2 separate regions of the Homo sapiens genome follow, and region 2 is linked to region 1. A link is an interaction called in ENCODE POLR2A ChIA-PET data of the cell type or tissue named here. Cell type or tissue: K562. All regions are shown on one strand. Links, peaks and the distances in the headings refer to the core of each region. The heading gives the core; the rest is flanking DNA.

Region 1 (8,195 bases), core at 1,440-5,439:
CTGGGAACTTATTAGAAATGCAGAATTAAGGATCCTTCTCCTGACCTAATTGAATAACAATCTGTTTTTTGTTTGTTTGTTTTGAGACAAGGGTCATAGCTCACTGCAGCCTTGAACTCCTGACCTCAAGCAATCCTCCCGCCTTGGCCTCCTAAAGCATTGGGATTACAGGTGTGAGCCACTGTACTGGACCAGAATCTGCATTTTTAACAGGAGTTCCAGGTGATTCTTATGCATATTAACATTTGAGATGTTCAGTTATCGAAAATAATTTTTAAAATGTTTGTTTGGAAATTAACTTTAAAATGACACTTTGGCTTTTTCTTTTGGACAAAATTGTATGATAGTGTGATACAACATTGTTTACCACTTCATGTCTGACTTTTATAGTACTGTCATAACTTTTACAACAAAAATAATTTGAGGGTTTTATTGTTTTCCAAAGGGCTTTATCTTTGATAATCAAATCATTCTCTTTTGAAGTGCCTAATCATCATCTCTGTTTATTTTATCTTAGTACATGCTCATCAGGCCTAACTTCCTCATTTGTCAATGGCTTTTATGTGATCCAGTAGTTTTCCAACATTAGTTCACTTATTTCATCAAACACATATTATTTTTCAAAGCTCACAATCCACTTAGAGTCAATTTCCATTACACTTGTGGATATTCATATGCAACATTCAGGAAAGAGCTGACTGACAAGCACATTGACAGGATGGGTGGGGAGGGAAGCCAGTGTTAAGCTGGAGGATGTTTGGGTGGGGATAAATTTGATAAGTGGCCAGGTTGTTAGTGAACATGTCTATAATAGGATGACTATTGCTGTCTTGGGTAACATGATAACTGGGCAGGCAGGCAAATAAAATCCAGATAACAATAACCTAAAAGTGAAGATGATTATCTCTGGGCAGTAAAAGTCCAGGCAATTTTTATTTCCTTCATTGTGCTTATCTGTAATTTCTAAATTTTCTAGAATGAATGCATGTTATTTTTGCAATCAGAAAAAAACTCTGTTATTTAACAATTTAAAAAATTGAGATATCATTTACATTCAGTAAAACGCAAAGAGATAAGTATTCAGTTCGAAGAATTTCAACAACTGTATGCATCCATGTAACCGCTCCAAACAAGATATAAAATATTTTCATCCCCAAAAGGTTGCTTTGTGTCCTTTTAAACCAGAAATTACCCTAATACAGCACTCCTTCTATAATTACCCATGGCCTCCAACACTTTCTCACCTCTAAAGTGGTTTCAGTGTGCTACTCTGGAATGACACATTATATCTAGATTTCAGCAAATATTCATTTTTTTTATACACAGAGGTAGTCGATGCTGCACTCTGCATTTCTTTCCATATACCCCTTTTGTGTATTTCTAACTCATACTTTGAGTAGAAAATGGGAAAAAATGTTTTCCTCCTATAATTTCCCCTCCCCCAGAACCATCCTTTTTCCTCTTTCCCTCCTGCTTTGAAACAGCTACTGAGCTGCCAGCAGAGGATTCTATTAAGATGAAAGCTTTGTCCTTGCAGAGGCAGACAAAGGGCTCTAAACAGAGCCTGCTCTCCAGTGTCTAGGAGAAGAGGTTACCATTCTGTCACAATGGTCTCTCCCATACCTTGCCCCCAACAACGCCCACATCTACCTCTCAAATATCTCGTTCTTATTGCTCCAGTTTATGGCAACGACAAAAACACTAAAAAAAATACTGATTCAAATATAATAAAGATGAAAACACACAAATAACTTTTACACATGTTGTCTCATTTTGTGAAGCTGTCTTGGAAAAACCCTCGAGTTCTGTGGGGGAAATACTAGTATTCACTCTTTCTTTTGTTCATTCATACCTGCACTTTTTTTTTTTTTAAGACAGAGTTTTGCTGTCATTGCCCAGGCTGGAGCGCAGTGGCGTGATCTCGGCTCACTGCAACTTCCGCCTCCCGGGTTTAAGCGATTCTCCTGCCTCAGCCCCCCGAGTAGCTGGGAGTACAGGTTTGTGCCACCATGCCCGGCTAATTTTGTATTTTTAGTAGAGACGGGGTTTCTCCATGTTGGTCAGGCTGGTCTCGAACTCCCGACCTCAGATGATCCACCCGCCTCGGCCTTCCAAAGTGCTGGGATTACAGGCATGAGCCACCGCGCCCGGCCCACAGCACATATTTTTATGTAGAGATACTGTGTGCCAAGCAAGATATTAGGCACTACATAACAATGGCAAAAAAGGAAGTGTTCCTCACAAAGCTTATTGTCTAGCTGGGGAGACAAATGAGTAAGTAGGCAAATATGATTTATTCAGAATGTACCAATTCGGGTATGCACTTATGGAACCCAAGGTCATTGTAATGGTATTCAAAAGTTGGAAACTATCTAACAATAATAAGTGTTAAGTTACTATTACTTTTGAAAGATATATTAGTGATATACTTTTTATTATTATTATTTTTTAGACAGAGAGTCTTACTCTACAGCCCAGGCTTTGAGTGCAGTGGCATGATCATAGCTCACAGCAGCCTCAAATTCCTGGGCTCAAGTCAACCTCTCATCTCAGCCTCCCAAGCAGCTAGGATTATAAGCACATGCCACCATGTCCAGCTAATATTTTTAAAAAATTTCTGTAGAAACGGTCTCACTCTCTTGCCCAGGCTGATCTCAAACACTTGTTCCCAAGATCTTCCTACCTTGGCCTCCCGAAGTGCTGGAATTACAGGCATAAGCCACCACACCTGGCCTTAATGACATAATTTACACTAAATGTTTTGAGAGGGAGGGAGAGAAAAGCTGAAAGCCAGAATGCTAACTGGAAGAAATATATTAAAAAGTTGAAAGGACTTATCTCTGTGAGATGGGATTTTTCTCCTTTTCATGTTTCTGTATTTTCCTAATTTCCTATGACAAGTATGTGTTACTTTTATAATTAAATTAAAAAACTGTAAGGTGAAAAATGTAAGATTGTTATAAGTATGCTGGCACCCAGTGATGGTAATATTTATCTTCAAATATACCTTAAGCTAAAATGTATCTTTCTAATGAAATTTTAGTTTTTAAATGTTCCTTTATAACTTTTCTTTCAATATTTTATCTATAATTAGCTTCCTGGTTTTAAAATTTCACATTTAAGGAACAACTTTCAAATATGTGCCTATGTATTCAGAGATATTTACAGTGCTTTTGTACATTATGTCATTTAATCCAGACAGTAATCCCATGAGGTTGGTGTTGTTATCACCTTTTTACAGAGGAAAAGCAAGGTTCAGAGATATTAAGGAACCAAAATCACAGTTAGTGGGTAGCAGAGACAGAGCTCCAATACAATTTTTTCAAAACTGGAAATTCAGAGTTTCCTGCATTTCACAATGGTGCCTGTTATGTAGCTCTGAAATGATTCCAAACACTTACATAGATTGCTACGTGTGACATATGTTTTGCTGTGATAAGAACATGGAGTGTAATCCCCCTCCACATGGGAATGTTACGTTGCGATGTTATAGGACCAACAGATTCATATGCCTGCTGTGCAGTGACAGACAGGTACAGAGATAGCAGGGTTTGCAGCAGAGAAAGAGTGTAATGATCACAGGGCACCAAGCAAGGGGATGGGAGGAGACCCTTAAATCCATCTCTCCGAGAAGTTTCTAGCTGACGTTTTTCAGGGGGTCATGGAGGGTGAGGGGCTGGGAAATTGGGGTCATTGTTTTGTCAGGTAATGGGGATGAAATCATCAGGATGTGGAAACTGCATTCTTTGGTGAGTCATCTCTTCATGGGGTCCTTCAGACCAGGTGATGTCAGTAGTTTCACTGGTATACAAAACCTGAAAGAGCAAATGAAAACCTCAAATGGAAAACTTAACATTTTATAATGTTTAAATTGTTCTCTATAGAGCAGTTAAGGGGAACTATAATCTTGTAACAGGGTCTATGTGATTCTAAGGCAAGAGGCACAAAACAACTATGAGGGAGTGGGTCAGAGAGCAGGCTGACCTAGCGATTAATGCTGCATGTGCTGCAAGCTTGGTATATTTTTGTTTCTTCCTCTCACTTCTTCCATGATTAATTTATAAAGTTTACAGGGACGGTTTCAATACCTTATCAGACTAGATATATGAGTTATTGGCCTCAACTACTGGACTCCAAAATACATATAAACCCAAGAATTTTAATTAAGAACAATTTTTTTTGACATAGGGTCTCATTCTGTTGCCCAGGCTGGAGCAGAGTGGCACGATCATGGCTCACTGCAGCCTCTACCTCTTGGGCTTACGTAATCCTCCCCCTTCAGCCTCCCAGGTAGCTTGGACTATAGGCACATGCTGCCACGCCTGGCTAAATTTTGTATTTTTTTGTAGAGACGAGGTTTCACCATGTTTGCCAGGCTGGTGTCAAACTCCTGGGCTCAAGCGACTTGCCCACCTTGGCCTCCCAAAGTGCTGGGATTGCAGGCATGAGCCACCACGCCCAGCCGAACCCAAGATTTTGACAGAAAGATTGAGAGCTTAGGTGATGGGTGCCAGAGCTACTCTCTGCCAACCTCCCCACCAACACCAGCATCACTCACTAGCAGTGAGGGGCCTTGTGTGTCACCACGGATTTCCGCCATGTTGGTCAAATCATCTCTTCTGAAAGCCTCCCCTGTAAAGGTATACCTCAAACTTCTATTAGACTTTACATCCTTTACATCCGCAGAGGCCTGCTTCCATCCTAAGTAATTATATTCCTTTTTTTTTTTTTTTTTTTTTTTTTGAGACGCAGTCCTGCTCTGTTGCCCAGGCTGGAGTGCAGTGGCATGATCTTGGCTCACTGCCACCTCCACCTCCTGGGTTCAAGCAATTTTCCTGTTTCAGCCTCCCGAGCAGCTGGGACTACAGGCACAAGCCACCAAGCCCAGCTGATTTTTTCGTATTTTTAGTAGAGGTGGGGTTTCACCATATTGGTCATGCTGGTCTCGAACTCCTGACCTCAGGTGATCCACCCGCCTTGGCCTCCCAAAATACTGGGGTTACAGGCATAAGCCACTGCACCCAGCCCCTAAGTAACTAAATTCTAATAATTGGATTCTAAAGAAAATCAGAACTCGTTCACTATGTGACTAATGTACTTCATTTATGGAGTGCATTCCTGTGAGATTTGTTGTCATTATTCTCCCCCTCTTTAAGCATTGTAAAAAAAATCTGTTTGTATGTCAATAACCCATGTGATTCATGAAATCATATTCTGATCCTCTTGTTTTAACCACACAAAGTAGTGGCTTGCTAGCATTATTTATATCCCAATGTGCCCTAGACATTTCAATCAAGCAGAGATGTTTGGATCAGCATGGTATAAGTACACGTGTTCTCAAATTTATTTTCACTGTTGCTTCCTATAATTAACTACTGACATAATTTCAAATAGCTAATAGTTGCTTAATATGTAGAAATAACTGAATACAACTCATCTCTGCTCTATTTTTTAAATGTATTTTTAGTGTGTATTTTATTTTCTTGATTATAAATGTAACAACTGTTCATGTAGAATTTTTGTTAATTAGGATTAGTTTGCCATGCTGATTTTTAAAACATTTTTTCCCACTTAATGTGGTGGGTCTGTTATAGAATTGTTTCTAATTTAATATTCAAATTTTTATGAAAATAGGCCAGGTGCAGTGGCTCACACCTGTAGTCTCAACACTTTGGAAGGCTGAGGTGGGCATATTCCTCGAGCCCAGGAGTTCAAGAACTGTCTGGGCAACATGGCAAAACTCCATCTCTACAAAAAATATATAGAAATTAGCAGGGCATGGTGATGTATGCCTGTAGTCTCAGCTACTCTGGAAACTGAGGTGGGGGAATCCAATGAGCCCAAGAGGTTGAGGATGCAGTGGGCCATGATCGCACCACCACACTCCAGCCTGGGCAACAGAGCGAGACCTTGTCTCAATAAATAAATAAATTCATTTTAATGAAAATAATACATTTATGCAGATTAAAATAGTCAAATACTATGATTAGGTTTATAGTGAAAAATAGCAGTCCTCTTTACTCTTCCTCCCATTCTAATTCCCATTCTTCCACAGATAACTGCTGTTTTAGTCTATTCAAACTGCTCTAACAAAGTACCTTCGACTGGATAATTTATAAACAACAGAAATGTATTGCACAGTTCTGGAGGCTGGAGAGTCCAAGCTCAGGGTGCTGGCAGACTCAGCATCTGGTGAGGGTCCATTTCCTCATAGATGGCACCTTCTAGCTCCGCCCTCACTTAGTGGAAGGGCAAAGAGGGAAACAAGCTCCCTCACACCACTTTTATAAGGGCACTAATTACATTCACTAGGGCTCTGCCTTCGTGACCTAACCACCTCCCAAAGATCCCACCTCTTAATATCAACACATTGGAGATTAGATTTCAACATATGAATTTTGGAGGGACACAAATATTCAGACCATAGCAACCACTTTGGAAATATCTTAGCTATTTTGGTGGTATATACCTTGGTAATCTGAAATAACACGTGAATACTGCTGTTTTCTGTTTTGTATTGTTGTTTTTAAAATTTCAGTATCTGCTTTGACATGCTGGTTTCTATGGGAGCCCTTCATTTCCCTGGTCTTATGTTTCCACTTGGGGCAATGTTAGCAAAAATAACTCTTTGGGCCTCTCTCTCCATTTCTCACTCCCTCCTCCAGGAAGAAGGGACTTACTTGGCTAGTGAGCAGGCCTGCCTCAGCCTCTTCTTTCTCTTGGATGAACCTGCCTGAGGCAAGGTGCCTTCAATTTGGCTCTCCCATTTGGTGAGCATATTGAGGCAGTGTCTGTTCTGTGCAATAGGTTAGTGATGAAGGGGCTAAGTCTGCTTAACTCATAGTTGAAATATTAGGAAGATCACACTCTGTGCTCCAACCCAGCATTTGTTTGACAGAAGCTATTAATGCTCCCCTCCCAGGCCCCCACCTACCTCTAACTGTAAGCTCACCTGCTGTGGTGTGACAGCTTCCACCCTGCTGACAGCCTCCCACCTTAAGCTCTAGCATCTCTTTACTTCACCACAGCAGGGCTTTCTTTGGCCCGACAGGAGCTCTTAGTTGTATAAGCAGAATGAGAAATGCAGAGGCGTTTGCGTACGCCATCTTCAACAAGTCGACCAGCCTCCCTGTCCTCTGGTGGGACAATGCAAAGGCGTGTTCCACCCTGTTTCTCAGAAGGTCTCCAGTGGGACTGAGCTCACTGACACATTCTTAATGGCTTTTCTCCTTTTCCAGTCTCTCTTTCCCATACCCTCACTCCACTTCCTAGAATCACTTCCCCCAAAACCTTCCCACACCCAAACCTTGAAGCTGATATTTTGATCTTTATCCATCTGACTCTTATTACCATCTCTCAATTGATTCTGAACAATCTCCTATGATGAAAGATGAGGATTTAAGTGGGGCATGGTGGCTCATACCTGTAATCCCAGCACTCTGGGAGGCCGAGGTGGGTGGATCACCTGAGGTCAGAAGTTCAAGACCAGCCTGGTCAACATGGTGAAACCCCATCTCTACTAAATATACAAAAATTAGCCGGGCATGGTGGCATGTGCCTGTAATCCCAGCTACTAAGGAGGCTGAGGCAGGACAATTGCTTGAACCCGGGAGGCAGAGGTTGCAGTGAGCCGAGATCGTGCCACTGAGCTCCAGCCTGGGCAACAAGAACAAAACTTCATCTCAAAAAAAAAGAAAGATGAGGATTTAAGTCTGTTTCTCTCCCCACACTCTCCACTTACATACATGCGTGCTTTTCCAATCTGCATGCCTCAAATATAGTTATACAATCAGTATTGAATTAAATTAGTATTAAATAATTACATGATTATGACCATAAGTACATATCTGATCCACATATATACTACCTTAAACTTCCTGCATCAACTTTTGTCTATAAAACCCCTCTGACATGGCCAAATACATCTGACCATCTATCAGTCCCATTTTTTCTTGGCGTTGTTGCTCCTGCCTCCTGCTCCAGCCTGGCCTGGTTGCTGTCCGACCTGCTACCCAGATTCTGACCTTTGCCACCATCATGGGATGTCCCCTGGCCTCCTCTGGTGCTGGATATCCATTTTCCTCTTTCTCAGTTTACTCTCTTATTTTAGTGGAGCCCAATAACTCCCAGGAGCTTTCTGAGAAGCAGATATGGAAGGTAAATTATTTGAGTCCTTGCTTGTCTGAAAAAATCTT
Region 2 (8,195 bases), core at 2,362-6,361, 1.1 Mb before region 1:
AAACCCCCTCTACTAAAAATACAAAAACTAGCTGGGTGTGGTGGTGGACGCCCGTAACCCCAGCTACTCAGGAGGCTGAGGCAGGACAATCACTTGAGCCCAGGAGGTGGAGGTTGCAGTGAGCAGAGATTGTACCACTGCACTCCAGCCTGGGTGACACAGTGAGGGTCTATCTCCAAAAAATGAAAATAAAATAAAGCTGCAACATGGCACTTTTTATTAGCCAGACAGCATTTAATGAAGAAGTGTAGAAGCTGCAAGCAGTTAAATTTCCAAGGATGTTTTACTAAACATCCAAGCAAAATTCTGCTTTGTGATTTTGAAATATTAGTAAGTGACCAAGAGTTTATTTCTTGTTCTTGTTCTAGACACAAACCCTTCCATCCCAGTATGTTTTTTTACCATGGTGTGAAGGGGAAACTTCAATTAAGCTGTGCAAAGCCTGTGGTACTTTCGTGTCCATATTTGTAACAAACTGAACTCAGAGCAGCCGGGCTAGAGTAGGGTGCTTAGAATAGAGGAAGGACAGAGTCGGCCAAGTTCCACTGCACGAAATTTAGTTTGGAAAAAAGTGTTCCATTGCTCATGTTTTATAAGGTCCCTTGCAGGCCTAAAATTATAAAATTCTATATATTAAACTGCTTGCTCTCCTCCTTCCCATTTAATGTTGAATACTTATCTTTACATACAGTCGTACTTTTGCAAAGTTTTCTGAGCCATTTTTCTCCCAGTCCAATCATTCTTTATTTCACTTATATCACTCTTGTGAAGAAAAGTAACATGTAGCCACAATGCAGATAATATCAAGGTATCAATGTATTCACTGAATTCTTCCTTTCACTCACTCTTCACTTCAGAACGTATATATTTCTTCCTTCCAAATTAACCAGTATACATAAGGGCTAAAACTATGGATTTCAGAACCAGTATGCCAAGTTTTGGTGCAATTTCCAGTTTGACCACTGTGACTTTGGGCAAGTTTCTGCTTCTATTTTTTTCAACGAAACAACCCAGTGAAAAAAATGTTTCCCTTTAAAAATCTAGGCAATTAGTAACACTACCACCACCACAATGACAAAAATACTTCTGGTTTTAGCTTTTGATCTTTGGTGATCTAACTTGAGATGCTCTTTAATCTTGGGGAATAACATTTAGAAGATTAAAGCTGTAGTCCAATAATGAAAACCCTTGGACTCTTGAGAAAACACATGCTAACTTGTATTTATAAGATGTGAAACTCATTACCCATTTACTTCAGATAAGTGCTCAACATCTTACAGATTGATCTTGTCACTAATTTCCTATTCTCAGAGCTAGATTTATGTAATTTGTTTTCATGTAAGTTTAGGCTTACTTGAAAGTATTCTACTCTTCGCACTAATACTGAATAAGTAAGATTTGTGACTAAAAAACTTAAGAATCACCATTTGACCTTTTATAAGGTCTGATGAAGGTAAAGGTTAGAGGATAAAAGCTTTTATTTAACAGATTCCTTCTCAGACAAATTATGGCAAGCACTGGAGCATAAATTCCTTCGTGGTATTCCTTCGTGGTCTCCTAGATACTGCTGGTAGTTCAATAAATACCCTTGGAGGCCAAATCAGGACTGTTTTACAAAATGTGCTGGGCATATTAGTGGTACATAAGATGATTTTAGCTAGTTCACAGATGTACATTTGTTTCAATAGTTGAATATTGAACATTTAAAAATATATATAAAAAAAAATAACTAGAACATCACACTCTTGATTTCATCGACATAACTGCCAAGAAAAGTGAGGGTAGCATATTTACAGTAATTCACCACAAAGCCCACTCACAGGTATGAAGACCAGGGATGCTCACCAGTACCCAGAGGACCAGATGATTGATGGGTTCTACCACGAGCATCTAATAGCGACTGCTGCAGAACTGGTGTGGAAAAGGTTTCTATTTTATAAAAGAAAGTATCCAGAAGGCTAAAGGCAGTTGTGGAATTTATTTCTTCCCAGTGCTCTGATTGTCAAAATTTGAATAAAGCTCAGTGAAAGGAGGACAGTAATTAATGACTTGATAGCCAAACATCGTAATGATGATTTAGTGATATACTAGACTGGATGAAAGAGAGGTCACTGTCTTTTCACTATGGATTCATCATAAACAGTATCATTCTTCTCAGGAAGAAACTTATTTTTAGAACTATATTTTAATAAATTTCTCACATTCTAATATTTAATTTTTATTTTTTAAATTTTATTACCTGCTAGGTATGATGTGTAAAATGATTTTCCATTTATAGTAATGGTATAGTTTCCTTTTTATAAAAGGTTTATAAAGTTTATGTAAAAAGTCAACTTAAAAATACCAAGTTAATTCAGTCAGTTCAAAAAGTTTTGAATAATTAAACTTGGAAAGTCACTGCAATAAAGCCAAAGCAAGTTAATGGTCATAATTATAAGACTTAGCTTTTTAAAATAAAACTCTCAACTGTGTCTACCCTTTTAATTTTTTTTCTTTCTTCCCCCTAACTTTACAGTTAACCGACAGCGAGACCAAGTCAAACGTACGTACATCAATCTTAAATTGTTTCATTAAGAGCTATGTGAATTCTGTCAGTGCATTATGAGGAACAATGTCTAAGAGGATATTCTATGTTTGTTTCACAGGTTACTACTCTGTTGTATATCCAGGCTGGCCCATATATCCACGTAACAGATACACTTCTCTCTTTCTCATTGTTAATTCAGTAATTCTAATACTGTCTGTTATAATTACCATTTTGGTACAGCACAAGTACCCTAATTTAGTTCTTTTGGACTAATACAATTCAGGAAAGAAAAAACCCAAAAACCAACCTCATTCACATATGGCTTTTTTTTTAACCAATAACAATTAGGTGTACTTCTATTTTAAAACATTTCAGAAAAAAATATATGTTATAGCAATACTCTTACTCAAAAGAAGAAATTTCCTAACTCTATCAGATAAACTCATCTTTAGTATAAATAAGCATTATTTGCAGGTTGCCACAGGTGGACTTTTAGTAAGTAACCTAACCCATGTTTCAGCTTCTAAATCTGCAAAATGAGCAAGGTACAGTAGCACATTTTTAGGTGATTCTTAGTAACTCCAGTAGCCTTCATTAGTTAAAAACATTATTATTTTTTGCATGCTGCTTCGACTCTAAATATCTGGTTTTCCCTGTCTTTTTGGTTTACTACTTCCCCAGATTCAGAACAGAGGAGTAACTAGGGGATCTGATTTTAGAGGCCTTAATTTTCTGTTCATGGACTGTTAAAAGTAAAACCAAACTTTCAAAAGGGATAAACCTAAATATTTACTTGTTATCATTAGAGAGGGAACATCAAATGCTGGGACATCATTACTAACCAATAGCATCAGACACTGGATTTAATGGATAATCACAATGGTCGTAATGTATACAAAGACTTATATACCACTTTCTCGTATAAATTTTTCAAAAAATACAATAATAATATAATTTATAAAGAACACTCTTCTATGAACAACCACCACCACCAAAAAAAAAAAAAGCCCTCAGAAAATTTCTCACAAATAAGGCAACTAATGCCTGATATCTCAAAATCCTTTACAAAAGGAGATAGTTCTAGTCAAGGAGTTTTGGGTATGTTACTTTTTTTTCTTCTTTTTCTTTTCATCTGCCTCCATCTTAAGTGCAATTTCTTCAGCTGTAAGAGCTCCCAGTTTCTTATTCTTTGCTTTCTTAACCTTTTCCTTGATGCTGGCCACATCAATTTTAGTTTCAGTAGAAGCTAGACAAATTAAAAGCACAACACATGTAATACTTTAGATTTTACCAAGTAAAACAAAGAATATATGTTTAACAAAGAATATATGTTTAAGGCAGTTAACTTCAGAGTATTCTTATAATTGAATAATTGAAAGGTGATCACAGTATAAAATATAAAAACACTTGCCTAAAGCAGTTAGAAATTTCTTCAGATTAAGATAAAACAAATCATAAAATACTTTATATATTAGTACAAGTATACATAAAAATGGCATAAATGGCATAATTGAACCAATTACTGGATTCAACTATATTAAGACTATTTCCTTAAATCCTACTTCAGACTAAATTATTTTACCTACATTCTTTTCCATATTTTGGAACTTCTGAGTCATTATTTTCCATCTTGCACATTAAAATAATTTAAAATTACATGTATCCCTTCTCAATAAGTTTAATCAGCTAACCCTAAGCTAGAGGTCAAAATCTACTTCCTCTAATATCAAAACGAAAATTTAAAGTTTTCCAAATATTAATTCAATATTAATTGAATATTCAATGAATTAATTCATTTAATGTTAGATTAATTCATTGAATATTAATTCAATGAATGACTAATTAATAGTATTTTAACAAGATTTTGGTATATTTAACAACATTTTGGTAATAAAGACAATAATTTGAGAGTGTGTGGAAGTCCCCCTAATAGAAGCCAACTATCTAATCAATGCCAAAAGTGTGAACAAAATAGAGAAAGGAAGCAGTGAAAAAGAATGCAACTTTTTCTTACCATTCAAAGTACAGGATCACAGCATAAAAGAATCATAAGATAAAACATCAAACTACCCAGCAACCTGAGAAGCACAGAGTGTTAAAGCCTCCACCGTGTGGAGAAACTAAATTAGGGTAACTAGCTATTGAGTATATTGAGTACCTTCAAAGCACTCAACTGACAGGTTTTACAGACTGGAAATTATAATACTTATGACATTTCTACCTTTTATATAACCAATAATCTACCATAGAATGTAGTATTTTTAAAGCTATTAACAAGCAATATATTAAAATAATAATGTATTATATCTGTTTCTGACCCAGTCTATGTACAATATTGCTGGTGAGCCCTCTCCCTTCAGTGTGTCACTGTTCACTTTGGAGGGTTACTTTAGGAAGAGGATAAGTGTTACCACAGGGGAAAAAAATGCAGAAGAGGATGCATCAGAAGAAATGGCATGACAATGTTTTCTCTTAGTGTCTTTTAAATACTAGGTTAGTGCGAAAGTGATTTCTGCCATTTAAAAACCACAATCACTTTCGCACTAATAGCTCCTGAATAAGACCTGTCAGCATCCTTTAGTCTAAGGTGATGAGAAATCCATGTTACCGATATAGAAGCCAAACTCTAAGCCAAGATCACATAAAGAGAAGAAAAAGTACAACTTCTGATAATTCCTCTTTGAGAGGCATGACAGCAGAGCTCAGGGATCTTCTTGCATTTCTACAGAAGATGCACTGGCTGCCCTGGGTTTGTATCTTTCACAACAAAGAGTCTTTTCCAAGCACAGACCAGAGGTCAGGAGAGGACTGTCAATCCAGTTTGCACTGAAATAGGCATTAGCTGCCTCTAAATTATAAATTATCTCAGCCATCCCTTGTCCTTAGGATTAGTAATTAATGAAATGCTAAGAGAACTGATGAAAAGATACAACTGTTTCTTAAAAAGATTCAGACAAATTTATTATGGGTTTACTTTTCCTAATTAATAAAGACTTTTACATCATAGAAAGCATTACCTTCCTTAGGTTTCACAATTGGTTTTTCCTTAGGTGGAATAAATGCTTTGTTTCTTTCCTCTTGTCTCTTACTGATGGCTTCTGCTTGTTTAGCCTACATTAATAAATAAAAAATATATCAGTTAAATGTATTTATAGTTAAATAATTCAAGTATCTATGAACTTTGCTATTCATGTGAGCCAGACATAAAGTGCCGTACCTTTATTGCTTCCATTTTCTGCCGCTTCTTCTGATTTGCCTTCAAAAAGTATTCACCACTAGCCAATTCTTTATCGATCTGTTGAAAACGGTATTTACAATTACATCAGAAATAATGTAGAGGAGAAGTCATGTCCTAAGCAAGTCACAATATCCTTAGGGTAAAAACAATGGGGTCAAACTGATTTATTAATAAAAATGGTAGTGACATAAAGGAAACAGAGTCTAAGCTGAGGGGAATACATACACAAAAGTGTGGAGGTAGGAAAGCACCTCCATGGAATACAACCCAGAGTAGTTCAGGGATATGGCATGGAAGGTCACTGATTCAGAAAAGTGTGAGAAGAAACTGGAGAGAGAGTTTTGGGGAAAATTTGAAGAAGCTTCAATGGCAGACAAAGTAGGAGGGATAAGATTTAGAAATGACTGTAGGTTTCTGAGAAGACTGTAAAGACCAAAGAATAATTTTAATGGAGAGGAATGAAGAATAGATGAGAGCCTGGAATAAAGGTAGTGGCATGCAGAATAAAAGCCAGAACTATCAGGAATTGGTGACTAATTAGCAAAAGCAACAGCTTGTTCATTCAATATACAGCCAACATGTAAAATGTGTATAACTGACCTGTCTCCCACTTACATAGCATTATTATATCTAAGGCACTGTTCTAAGCTCTTTATAATTACTCATTTAATCCTCACTAACAATTCTTTAAGATAGGTATTACCATTACTCCCACTTTAGGTATGGGGAAACTTAAGTATGGATGGGATAAATAACTCGCCCAGTCACATAATGAATTAAGTGTTAAGAACAAGTCAATCGAGACATCACTGTTTCAAGAAGCTTACACAGCTACAGAAGAAAGATAAGTCAATTACTACAAGAAAGGGCCATAAGAAATAAGGCAGGTGTTATGGAAGCATGGTTTAATGACTGCATCACTCCACTTTCCCCCTAACTACTATCAATTTCCTCCATGATCCAAAACTTCCATTGTTTTTTCACTATGATCATCATTTTCCCCGTCAATCACAAATCTTCCCTGAAAGACTCCAACCATGGTTGTGGAAAAAAGAGATGTAGAAAGCAATGAGTTCACATGCTGAGCAGAAGTAGAAAGGGAAGGCTTTAGGATATAGCCAAGGAAGGGAATAATGAAGCAAGAACCCCCAGGAGACAGGTGAAGATGGAATTCAAAGAACACATAGAAGAGGCTGATGCAGGTGGAAGAAAACCCATACGTGAGAGAAGAGGAAACAGAAAGGGGTTCTTATCTGGTGGTCTCAAATATTTCAATAAAATGCAATGTCATATGCTAAACATGGGAGGGCACTGAGAGAATTAAGAGGAAACATGAATTTTGAATGAAATTAATCCAAAGATAAAACTTTCTCTAACTTAATTTGGTAGCCACGTTGCAAGGAAGAAGTCAAGTTTTTAGACTGATCCAAGTTTTAGAGCTTTGCTGAGAAGGTGGGACAGAAGTAAAAAGGGGCATGAATCAAAACAATGATGTGCAAGAACAAAATGGAAACTGGTCATGGTGGGAAAGGAAATGAAGCAGAAGACACCTGACAAAAGGAATCATAACTTAGAAAAACGGTGGGTGTTACAATTTACAATTTAAGATTTCAGAACAAGAACAACCATAGAGCACACAGTCACAATAATGTTGCCAAATCAGAGAAAAGAGTATTGCAGACTAAACGAACTTTTATCCATGGAACATTTACAGTGGCTACAGGGTCACAAACCTCCTGGATGCAGTTTATAATCAATGTGAACGCCCCACTGCACACCCCCATGCACTCAGCTCAAAATATGCCTATTTATATTTACCCTCAGTTTCTTATAGCTCTGCACACACACACACAATATATATATATACACATATCCCACCTGAAATACTTTCAATAAAGTTTCTGACCAAATACATTAAAATAGATTCTCCTTCATATGAAGTTCTACATTTAGTACTAACCTGACTTTCTGGTTGTGGTGGTGGGAATGGCGTATATTCTTTCTTAACAGTTTTTTTCTTTGGTTCCTTGCGTTTATTCACATTTTTGTGTTTGAACTGTGGCAAAAATCTCTCCCAACTTTGTGATCGTAATTCAGAATCTTTTGCCAACTCTCTCTTAATCATTAAGCTCTTTAGTCATGCAACAAAGTAAAAATTTTTACTTTCCAAAGTCACACATTTGTCAGACTCAGACATTATAAATATTGCTTCTATAAATAATAAAAGAAACAGTTCCTAGTTTCTTTGGTGAAATTAAACCAATTACATAAGCAAAAAGGTAGGTTATCACAAACATGTATAATTATTAGAAAACCATTAGAAATTTAATTACAAAATGCAGAATTGTTAAAATGAGACAAAAATAAAACTGAATTTTCAACCATTATTTCATTAAAACATTTAAAATGCCACTTATAAAAGCAGGGAGG

What was found. Peaks named below come from ENCODE experiments on the same cell type or tissue, not always from the same donor. Only the 100,000 strongest peaks of a DNase experiment are listed, where the experiment ranks them.
Region 2: POLR2A ChIA-PET joins it to region 1 with 9 read pairs; 2 of 35 experiments call an interaction of 5 or more read pairs at or near these places.

What each region holds. Positions count from the first base shown.
Region 1 is chr12:76,632,835-76,641,029 of GRCh38, forward strand. It overlaps LOC105369851 (a long non-coding RNA gene), which reads right to left. Exons shown (of 2, transcript XR_945115.3): 2 at 3,285-3,815. Among named protein-coding and RNA genes, the nearest start is that of OSBPL8, 77 kb to the left of the region's middle. RefSeq lists enhancers at 1,238-1,891, 1,892-2,544, 3,333-4,532. In K562, for the core only: no CTCF peak of the experiment used is centred there; a DNase peak (open chromatin) is centred at 3,467.
Region 2 is chr12:75,496,179-75,504,373 of GRCh38, forward strand. It overlaps GLIPR1 (GLI pathogenesis related 1), which reads left to right. Exons shown (of 6, transcript NM_006851.3): 5 at 2,516-2,542; 6 at 2,646-7,685. The coding sequence ends at 2,800. KRR1 (KRR1 small subunit processome component) reads right to left here. Exons shown (of 10, transcript NM_007043.7): 7 at 7,726-7,896; 8 at 5,745-5,822; 9 at 5,545-5,638; 10 at 1-3,773. The coding sequence ends at 3,631. Among named protein-coding and RNA genes, the nearest start is that of GLIPR1-AS1, 10 kb to the left of the region's middle. In K562, for the core only: no CTCF peak of the experiment used is centred there; no DNase peak of the experiment used is centred there.